2 separate regions of the Homo sapiens genome follow, and region 2 is linked to region 1. Evidence: read pairs that join two places in POLR2A ChIA-PET (ENCODE). Cell type or tissue: Panc1. All regions are shown on one strand. Links, peaks and the distances in the headings refer to the core of each region. The heading gives the core; the rest is flanking DNA.

What was found. ChIA-PET counts read pairs that join two places held together with the same protein. Peaks named below come from ENCODE experiments on the same cell type or tissue, not always from the same donor. Only the 100,000 strongest peaks of a DNase experiment are listed, where the experiment ranks them.
Region 2: POLR2A ChIA-PET joins it to region 1 with 11 read pairs; 2 of 35 experiments call an interaction of 5 or more read pairs at or near these places.

The regions. Positions count from the first base shown.
Region 1 is chr5:124,954,261-124,959,648 of GRCh38, reverse strand. It overlaps LOC107986391 (a long non-coding RNA gene), which reads right to left. Exons shown (of 5, transcript XR_001742528.2): 4 at 717-1,022. Among named protein-coding and RNA genes, the nearest start is that of ZNF608, 210 kb to the right of the region's middle. In Panc1, for the core only: no CTCF peak of the experiment used is centred there; no DNase peak of the experiment used is centred there; H3K27ac peaks cover 277 bases.
Region 2 is chr5:125,066,246-125,071,633 of GRCh38, reverse strand. All of the region lies in intron 2 of LOC101927421 (a long non-coding RNA gene), which reads right to left. Among named protein-coding and RNA genes, the nearest start is that of ZNF608, 320 kb to the right of the region's middle. In Panc1, for the core only: no CTCF peak of the experiment used is centred there; no DNase peak of the experiment used is centred there; H3K27ac peaks cover 320 bases.

The sequences.
Region 1 (5,388 bases), core at 271-5,270:
TGTCCCTTCCTCCTCTTATATGAACACCCATCCTATTGGATTAGGGCCCCACCTTGGTGACCTCATTTAATTTTAAATGCCTCCTTAAAACTCCTATCTCTGGCCGGTGGCAGTGGCTCACGCCTGTAATCCCAGCACTTTGGGAGGCCAGGGTGGGAGGATCACTGGGTCAGGAGTTCAAGACCTGTCTGGCCAACATAGTGAAACCCCATCTCTACTAAAAATACAAGAAATTAGCCAGGTGTGGTGGTGCACGCCTGCAGTCCCAGATACTCGGGAGGCTGAGGCAGGAGAATTGCGTGAACCAGGCAGGCAGAGGTTGCAGTGAGCTGAGATGGCACCATTGCACTCCAGCCCAGGCGATGGTGCAAGACTCCATCTCAAACAAAAAAAAGTCCTATCTCCACATTGGTGGTTAGAGCTTCAACATATGAATTTGGTGGAGACACAATTCAGTTTATAACAGGGAGCCACAATGGACCTTCATGAATGAACCTAAGAAATGAAAAATGCTCCAGAGTTCTACTTTGTCCCTACCCGAAGGCTAAAGATAATCATCCATCTTCAAGGGATTGCACATGACCTGTAAATAAGAAAGGCTTATTGCATTTCTTATCTGGTAAGAAGCCCATTCCTGTCTCTCAAGGTTTCCAAAAAATGGTCTTGATTCACTCTGTAGTCAAATGAATATTTAACTAAAAGTATTTATCACTTACATTTACTCTTTGTTTATCCAGACTATAATTTCTTTTCTGTGACAAGTTTTGCAAAGTATGACCAAGTATCTTTTTGAAAATATAGATGAAAAGAATTGAAGCAGTGTGTAAATTCTGGCCATCATGAATTTTCTTTGATTTTAAGAAAGTTTTTTCCCATCTCAGGCTCAAGCTATTACTGTCTTCTGTATCTAGTCCTTCAGAAGGCATAGAAATAAAACTATGATCACTTGCGTCCAGGAGGTCGAGGCTGCGGTGAGTTGTTATTGTGCCACTGCACTCCAGCCTAGGCAACAGGGAGAGACCCTGTCTCAAAAAAAAGAAAAAAAAAGAAAAAGAAAGAAAGAAAAATATGAGTGTGAAATTGGTATATTGCACTGTGAGCTCATATAAATATGACTTTTCAATGAATTTTTTTTCAAGAGAAAAAGGAAAACCAAAAATGCACCAAAATTTCAGTATCCTAATTGATTTTTCTCTAAGAATAAGTCAAAGAGCAAAAAAGATTTGATTCTAGGCCAGGCGTGGTGGCTCACGCCTGTAATCCCAGCACTTTGGGAGGCTAAGGCAGGCGGATCACAAGGTCAGGAGATCGAGACCATCCTGGCTAACACAGTGAAATCCCATCTCTACTTAAAATACAAAAAAAGTAGCTGAGCATAGTGGCGGGCGCCTGTAGTCCCAGCTACTCGGGAGGCTGAGGCAGGAGAATGGCGTGAACCCAGGAGGCGGAGCTTGCAGTGAGCCGAGATCACGCCACTGCACTCCAGCCTGGGTGACCGAGCGAGACTCCGTCTCAGAAAAAAAAAAAGATTTTATTCTACTAGATGCCAAAAACCTGTGTTAAGTATGGCTCAAAGTACTGCCTTACCTCATACTAGAGGAATATTAAATATTCTTGATTTGTTCCTTTAGTAGCTGGCTATGATTTGTGAATGGTATGTCATTTAGATTTGGTTTTAAGCAACATAAACCAATTCTGACTTAAGCAAAAAGAGAATCTTATAGATCATAGGGAACAAATAACAAAATTAAAGGTAAGTTTCTGAGTAGCTAAGTTCTGGAGCTCCAGGAGCATGATCCAATAGCCACTCTCTTATAGGATGCCACTGCTGGGGTGAATCATAACTGCAATATCCAAACTTCCTCTAGAAAGAGTCAGATTAGCAAAACTTCACTGAGGTGCCCATTTGATTAACAATTTTACCAACACTGCACATGATGGGGAAGTGATTGTTTTTCAAAGAAAGTATGGGATGTTGCTGGAAAAACAAACGGGACACTGGACAGGAGAAAGCAATAGATCTCCACCAGGAGCAACCACCTGAATACCGACTTTGAAAAGCTGAGAGTATTAATATTAGCACTGACAATAGAAAAATATGACCTTGCCTTTCTTTCCCACAAATCCCCTCCACAGAGATCGTCTACCTCTGAATACATTGTAAGAAAACCCAGAAATAAGGATGATATGTAATGGCAATGAGCATGTGCCTAGCTAGCTGCATTTAAATATTGGTTCAGTATTTGCTGACTTTGAAGGATTTGCCTGCCTTTTTCCTGATTGGGTACTGCTGCCACTGCTATTTTGTCACCTTTCTGAATTTCGGTATGATCTTCATTATTCATCTGCCCACAGACCTTCTCACCAGCTCAGGTGTCTCAACAATGCCAGACCCACATCAAAGGTTACTTAGCTTTAGTGTCCAGTGAATCAGCCAACTTAGTAAATGTGGAAATAAGCAGATTACCTGAGGTCAGGAATTCGAGACTTGCCTGGCCAACATGGTGAAACCCCATCTGTACTAAAAATACAAAAATCAACCAGGCGTGGTGGCAGGCGCCTGTAATCCCAGCTACTCCGGAGGCTGAGGCAGGAGAATTGCTTGAACCCGGGAGGTGGAGGTTGCAATGAGCCAAGATCACACCATTGCACTCCAGCCTGGGTGATAACAGTGAAACTCCATTTCAAAAATTAAATAAATAAATAAACTCCAACCTGACTATCCTCTAATCTCTGATGTCCAGGCCCTGTAACCTTAGCTATCATCATGAGACATCATGTTGGTCTTACTATATAAATCTCAGCAAAAACATTGTTATGATGCAATCAAGAAAAGTCTAGGTACAAACTAAGCAGCCTTTCAACTATGTTTGGGCATTCTGAAGGCTAGCCTGTTTTTCAAATGGCTCTCTTAAAGACCAAATGGGGAAAAGCCAAGAGCTCCGGGCAATACTTCAAAAGTCAACAGCTGCTGTGCACTCCCAGGCAATCCCAATTTGCCACTTGGCTGCTTGCTGATGAGCTGCTTGTATGAGTATTTGATAGCACCATAGTGTATTTCCCAGTTCACCCATTGACTTGTCAAGCTTTGGGCAGGTATCTGGTATCCCAGAAGTTTGGCTTCCCTGCAAAACAGCTTGTTATAAGGGAAAGAGTATTTGATTGGAAGTCAAGAGTCCAGTTTCAGGTCTGAACTGCTCCTAATTACATACATAGTATCGGGCAAGTCACTAAATGTCTTTGGGCCTTGGCTTTTGGAGTTTTGTTGTTATTAACATTTTATAATGTGACTTTCAAATGTACAAAGGTAGAAAGAATAGAATAGCTCATTCGATTACTTATTGTCTAGTTTCAACAATTATCAACTTGTGGTCAATTTTTATTATGCTGTAACTCAACTTCTGGGTTATTATAAAATAAGTCACAGTTCATATCATTATATCCATAAATATTTCATAGTATATTACTGAAAGATTAGGACTACTTTGCTTTTAAAAAGCCAAAATAACATTAAATACTAAAAAATTAACAATAATTATTATTTTCACATATCCAGTGTTGAAATTTCCCTGTCAAATTTTCAAAATACTTTTTGAATAAAATCTAAAAGATGTCCGTAACATTTAATTGTTAAAAATGTCTCTTAAGACTCCTGTAAACTATAGATTCCCTCTTTCTCTTCTGCTCTCACTCTCTCTTATTCTTTCTTCACCCCTTCCCCTCTTCTCTCCTTCAGTTCATTTGAGGAGAAGAGCCTAGGTCATTTGTCAATAGAGTTTCTCAGTCTGGACTTTTCTAATTGCTTCCTTGTAATGATATTGAATATATTCCTCTGTCTCTTGTACTTTCTATAGTTAGATCTAGAAGCTTGATCATTTCAGGTATTAAATTTTTGTAAGAATGCTTCTTAGGTGGTATTGTGTACTTCCGTTATGATGCATTTAATGTCTAGTTATTTCTCCTTTTGAGTTGTTAGCTGCCATTGATAATCATTGTCTAGATCCATTATTTTCATTAGTGGAAACCTCTTCAATTAGGCTACTTAGTCCCTGCAACATGACCCCTAAAGTCTTCAATAACTTTCTTCATTTCTGGAATGATAAAATCTTTGTACAGTTCCCCAAATCTGCATTTTTCCAAGGAATCCTGCTTTAGACATGGTTTTTACATATTCAAAATGAGAATTTATTTCTAATTTTCCTTATTAAAAATTGTGAATATATGCAAAAGTAAAGAAAATGGCATAATGAACTACTTATTATCTATGCATCACCCAGCTTCAACAATTAAAACCTCAAGTAAATTTTGTTTTATCTATATTCACAGCTACTTTTCATCCACCACTGTACCATTTCCCACTGAATTATTTCATGCGAATCTCAGATATCATATTATTTCATCTCAAGATATTTTGATGTATATCTGAAAGATCAGTACCATTTTCTTTAAATATAACCACAATTCCATTATCATACCTAGATAAATTAACAGTTCCTTAATATCATCAAATATCCAAGACAGTATTCAAATTTTCCTGATATTTGTTAAACGAAGTAAGTCTTTAGACCTGTAGAATTTCCACGATCTAGATTTTGTTAATTGCATATTCACAGTGTTGCTTAACATGCTCCTCTGTCCCTAGTTTAATTATACAGCTCTCAGCAACACTAATTCTTATGATGCAATCAAGAAAGTTAGTAGTTAGATCTGGAGTTCAATCAGATTCAGGATTTTTTCTTTTTTTTTTTTTCTACAATAACACTTGTTAGATGGTATGTACTTGAATTAGGAGGCCATAGTATCTGGCTATCTCTGTTTTGTAAAATTAGCAGTCATTAATCATCAATGCCTAGGCCTATGTTTGTATTATGAGTTGCAAAACAGTAATGCTGTAGTTATATCATTTCTTCTTCACTTCTTAACTAAATGTGTTTATAAAGAAAAATGTCCCGGGCCGGGTGCAGTGGCTTGTGCCTGTAATCCCAGCGCTTTGAGAGGCTGAGGAGAGAGGATCGCTCTCAGCACTTTGAGAGGCTGAGGAGAGAGAATTTAGGAGTTTGAGACCAGCTGAGGCAACATGGCAAAACACTTTCTCTAAAAAAAAATTAAAAATTAGCTGGACATGGTGGCGCGTGCCTGTAGTCGCAGCTACTTGGGAGGCCGAGGTGGGAGGATTGCTTGAGCCCAGGGGGCAGAGGTTGCAGACAAGATTGAGCCACTGCACTCCCATTGTGGGTGACAGAGTGAGACCTGTCTTTAAGAAAAAAGAAAGAGAAGTGCCCCTTTGCTAACTACTGGATTGCCCTGAGGTACAAGTCATTTTGGAAAGACAGGATATATCCCTGCATTTTTACAAATTTTCAAAATAGTGAGTTGCTTCCTCAGCAT
Region 2 (5,388 bases), core at 272-5,271, 110 kb before region 1:
AATATGTAATATAAAAGTTATGGTTACTCCATCCTATTCTCCACATTCTTACCTCATGACAACCTGCTTTCTTCTGTCAGCTACAGGTGTTTTCCCCTGCCCTTTTCTTTAAGACAATATTATCTGATTACACTTAAGCTGTTTCATAATTGTACATAATTCATTGGTGCTTTATTTATAGGCTGATTCTGATATTTGAAGCATAAAAAACATTGTGCCAATGTCAGAAAACTATTTTCTTAGGAAAAGCCACATTGTATGGTAAGACTATATTTCCATATCTATCGATCCAATGTGATGAATCCTAGGGGAACTGAAGGGAACATATGTTTTCTTAGAGTCCATCAACTTCTCAAAATTATGCCATATCCCAGTTTTCTTCATACTTGGCCAAATCTTTCCTTACAGATTTTTTCCCTTTATCAGTATTTGCATGTTTTCCTCATTTTGCCAATAAGATCTTCCAGCTTTTCGTAGCAATTGAGTTAATCCATTCCACTCTTCCTGATGTCATTCTTGGAGTACTTTGCATTTTCTGCTAGTTTTGACTTGTTTTCCATACTACTTAGCTAGCATTCCTGTATTCCAGTCTTTATATCTTTGGGTTAATTCCATCATTTATTTCTTGACTTCCTATTGTTTTTTGCTTCACGTTACATTTCTGTAAGCCATGTTGTCAAATATTTTCTTCAGATTGGCTATGTAAAAGGGAAACATTATGTGACCTTCTCTAAAATGTCTTCATTTATACCTTTATACTGGACTAAAATGGTTTATATATATAATTCTAGCTTCAAAAAATATTTCCCTCAGCATTTTGAAGATATTGTGTTATATACCCATTGTTACCAAAGAGAAATCTTATATCAATCTGTTTGTTATCCAACTTTACATAACTTTTTTTTCCTGAGAGCTATCAGAGTCTTGTCATTACCTTTGCTTTATTGATATTTTGTAAGTCAATGTCTAGATTGTTTGGCCACACTTGAATCTATCTAAAATAAAAACTTGTATTTTCTCAACAATAATAAATTGTCTCTCATCATTATATGACAATTCTCTCTTGCCCTTTTTCATACTATCTAATAATCAACTATTGGACCTTCTGAATTTATTTTCTAGGTCTCAACTTTTCTTTCATATTTTGTTTAATTTTGCTGTTTATTCTTTTCCCTCAAATTTATGTTCTATTATCTCTAAGTGTACAGTTTTTTAATTTTCTCAAACTTTAATGTGCTATGTTGTGTCACTAGATTTAATGAGGTATAAAGATAACAAGCTAATTACTTCACAGCACAAGATACAATTTCAAATTGAAAACCAGCTTCAAACTGAAAATAGTCTTCGCTGGCTATTCGCCACCCCAGGAAATCTCTTAACTGTCCCAGGTCAGGTGGGTCTAATAAGAAAGGACAGAGACTGCATGATGGGGTCACATGCTGTAAAACAGGAACACTAAGGATAGGGAACCCCCAGGTTTTCTCAGGTTAGCAAGAGACTGGAGGTAAAGATAGACCTTATAGACTGTTTTTCCCATATTGCTCTTCCATGAATCCAGTCTCTTCATTCTTCTCTTACCCTCTTGAACTGCCAAAAGAAAACAAACTAAAACCTCTCCATTGCTTAAATGTGCAGAGCAATTTAAACTGTTTTATTTCAACCTCCCCATTCAGGACCATTCTCTGAGACTTGTCTTTTATAAGCATAACATAAATCTCTAATTTACTAAGACACCCAACAAACCCTGACACTCAAGTGTTCAGTGTGCCCAAGTGCTCCTGTTCCAGGAGCTAGAGATTCAGCAGAAAAGAACAGACAAAAGTGTTTACCCTCATGGCACTCGCATTCCAGTGAGAGAAATAGAAGATATGTAAAATATTGGAATACTATGCAGCCATTAAAAAGAATAAAATCCTGTTCTTTGTAGCAACATGGATGCAGCTACAGGCCTTTATCCTAAGCAAATTAACGCAGGAACAGCAAACCAAATACTGTAAGTGGGAGATAAACATTGCATACTCATGGACATAGAAATGACAACATCAGACACTAGGGAGTAACAAAGGAGGAAGAGAGAAGGAAGGGCAAAGACTGAAAAACTTTTGGGTACTGTGCTCACTGTCTGGGTGATGGGATCAAGCATACCTCAAACCTCAGAATCACACAATATACCCATGTAACAAATCTACACACACACACCCTGAATCTAAAATAAAAGTTGAAATTGTGAAAAAAGAATATGTAAAATAAATAAATATGTAAGATGTTACGGAAAAAATTAAAACAGGAAAGAGAGTGGAAGGGGATTATAATTTTTAATAGAGAGGTCAAGGAAGGCTTCAGTGAGAAAGGGACCACAGAGCAAAGGAGGACAGAGTATCAAACTAGATCATTCAACTTCACATTTCTGACTTCTAAATATCTACCTTAATTATTTGGGTCCAATTTAAAAAGGTCTTTTCAACAAGGGTCAGGGATGTTTAATGAGCAAAGGTTCTTAAGGGTGTAATCAAAATCAGGTCACAAAACTGTCCAGGAGACAAAACTGTCCAGGAGACAGCTGACCCCTCCTAGGCCCTCTGGTACTTGGGATATCAAATCAAGTGAGATTTTTGTATAAGAGGGTGGAAACTTCAGTGTTTTGGTAACCACGTGTACTTTTGTGAAGATCTTCTGTCTTTTCTTACTAGTGCTTTCGCCATAGCAACTAGCCTGTTTGCCTTCTTACCAGGCACATTAACAGCTCAATTTTCAGATAAGTAAAACTAAAAATATAATTTTACACAGACACACATGCACATATACTTTCTTTCACACGATGTCATGGAAAAAACCTATGTATGTGAGTATTAAAAAAAAAAAAAAAGCCAAAGTCATTGGATTCTAATAGACTTTATTTTTTAGAACAGTTTTAGGTTCACAGCACAATTGAAGAGAAGTAACAAATTTCCCATATACGCACTGCCCCCACACATGCATACCCTCCAGGTTTCTTTTTAGTGTACCTTTTCACACTTTAGTCATGAAGAGTACCCACAGTTTACGCCAATACTTCTGGAAAGTAAATTTTTATTCTACTAAAATTAAAATGCCAAAAGTAGTTACTTCTGGTTAGTGATTTTTAAATACAGTGATTTTTATTTTCCAATTTTTATATATTTTGCAACAAATATCTATTACTTCTACAATTGGGAATAGTGATCTAAAATTTTTCTTTTAAATCTGGTTTGAATAGTGAATGAGAGAAAAAGAGGAAAAATTGCTTGCTCATGCAGTGTGTTTGTTCTTGGCACAGGAGAATTTATGTATTTTTGTTTTCCTCTTAAAGGAAATGATCTCCCAAATATGCAAATGATCTCCCAAAATATTTTTTTTTTGAGACGGAGTCTCACTCTGTCGCCCAGGCTGAAGTGCAGTGGCGCGATCTCGGCTCACTGCAAGCTCCGCCTCCCGGGTTCACGCCATTCTCCTGCCTCAGCCTCCTGAGTAGCTGGGACTACAGACACCCGCCACCACGCCCGGCTAATTTTTTGTATTTTTTAGTAGAGACAGGGTTTCACCATGTTAGCCAGCATAGTCTCGATCTCCTGACCTCGTGATCCATCCGCCTCGGCCTCCCAAAGTGCTGGGATTACAGGCATGAGCCACCGCACCCGGCCCTCCCAAAATATTTGATTAGAAACACTTTGAAATCTCTGTTTCAAATACAGCTGGGATCAGGCTTCAAACATACAAAACAACAAGCAACATGAAATGAAGTCTGGCTTCACTGACCACATCCTGTCCATGGTGTCATGGAATGACAAAGAAGGGAAGAAGATATTAAAGGCTTGTGACTTCTCTGTCCAGTCTTTGATCATAATACCTCCCCACCAAAATTGACTGACATTTTCATTTTTGCAAAAATAATTTTATAGAAATCTAGTGATCAAACATGCAGTGATCCAAAACATTTGATAAAATAATCAAAAATTGATCCAGGCATGTCAGATGTTGTATTATGTGGTTGAGACAGGGTTTTTCTCTCCTATATTACTAGAAATGTGACAAAGCATATCATGTTGTACACTTGTACAATAAATTCTTTGACCAGAAAGCTACTATAAAAATAAAATGGTAGGAGAAAAGATCCACTCAATCTTCTGAATTTGCTAAAATCTAATTTGGGGAAAAGGTCCTTTTTAAGACTATTGATTTGAAGAAGTCCTGCAAGTTTACCTACCTTAAGTTGAAACTCCTGTTTTCCATTGTAGCAGTCTTTGATGTTGAATATGGGCAGATTCCCTGACTCCACTAGGATACAGTATATATATCTTGATTATGGCACTCACCACTTTGGACAGGAATCACATGCACACTTGCCTACTTTCCCAACAAGGCTGTTCTCACAGCCTTTTATTTATTTATTTATTTATTTATTTATTTATTTTGGAGATGGAGTCCTGCTCTGTCGCCCAGGCTGGAGTACAGTGGCATGATCTCGGCTCCCTGCAACCTTTGCCTCCTGGGTTCAAGCGATTCACCTGCCTCAGCCTCCTGAGTAGCTGGGACTACAGGTGATTGCCACCACACCTGGCTAATTTTTGTATTTTTAGTAGAGATGGAGTTTCACCATGTTGGCCAGGCTGGTCTTGAACTCCTGACCTCAGGAGATCCACCCGCCTCGGCCTCCCAAAATGCTGGGATTATGGGCATGATACACCGTGCCCAGCCTGTAAGATCCTTTTAGAGAGGAATAAAATCTTGGCCTTTGCACAACGCCCCCCAACTACTTGGTCCTGAATAAATCTTGATTTCATAGTATGTTTCCCATCTGAACTCATCACAAGAACAATAACATCAGTTAGTATTTGTTGAGCACCTACTATTCTAGGCAACTGGCATCACTTTCTGTAATCCTTGTAGCAAATGGAAAAGTTAGGTCTTCTGTACATTTTACCAATAAGAAAACTGAAGTTCAGAGGAATTGTGTCATTTGGCTAACTGCATACAGCTAGCAAACTGAAGGACTAGAATCCCACCCTGGGCATGTGTGACCCAAAACCCATGCTGATACTTTGCATTACATCCTCTGAATCTCTTAAAGAAAAATTTGTGAGAAGTGTCGAAAGGAGGAGGGAGGCCATTTGCTTCTACCTGCTGTTTTCAAAAAGACTAAGGGAACATACTTGGGACATTCTAACACACATTAATGTAGGATTCATCTACCACCGCAGCTCTCTCTCCCTTTCCAAACTTTAATGCATCACAAGCACAGGGGCCGTTGCCCTTTCACCCCTATTCCAGACACATTTAGAAAGAGGTGAAATTGAAGTAGAATGAGGTTAAATGGCTTCTTATAAAAGGACCCACATTCTCTTCGTTTTAGAGCACTTGAACAACTCTATT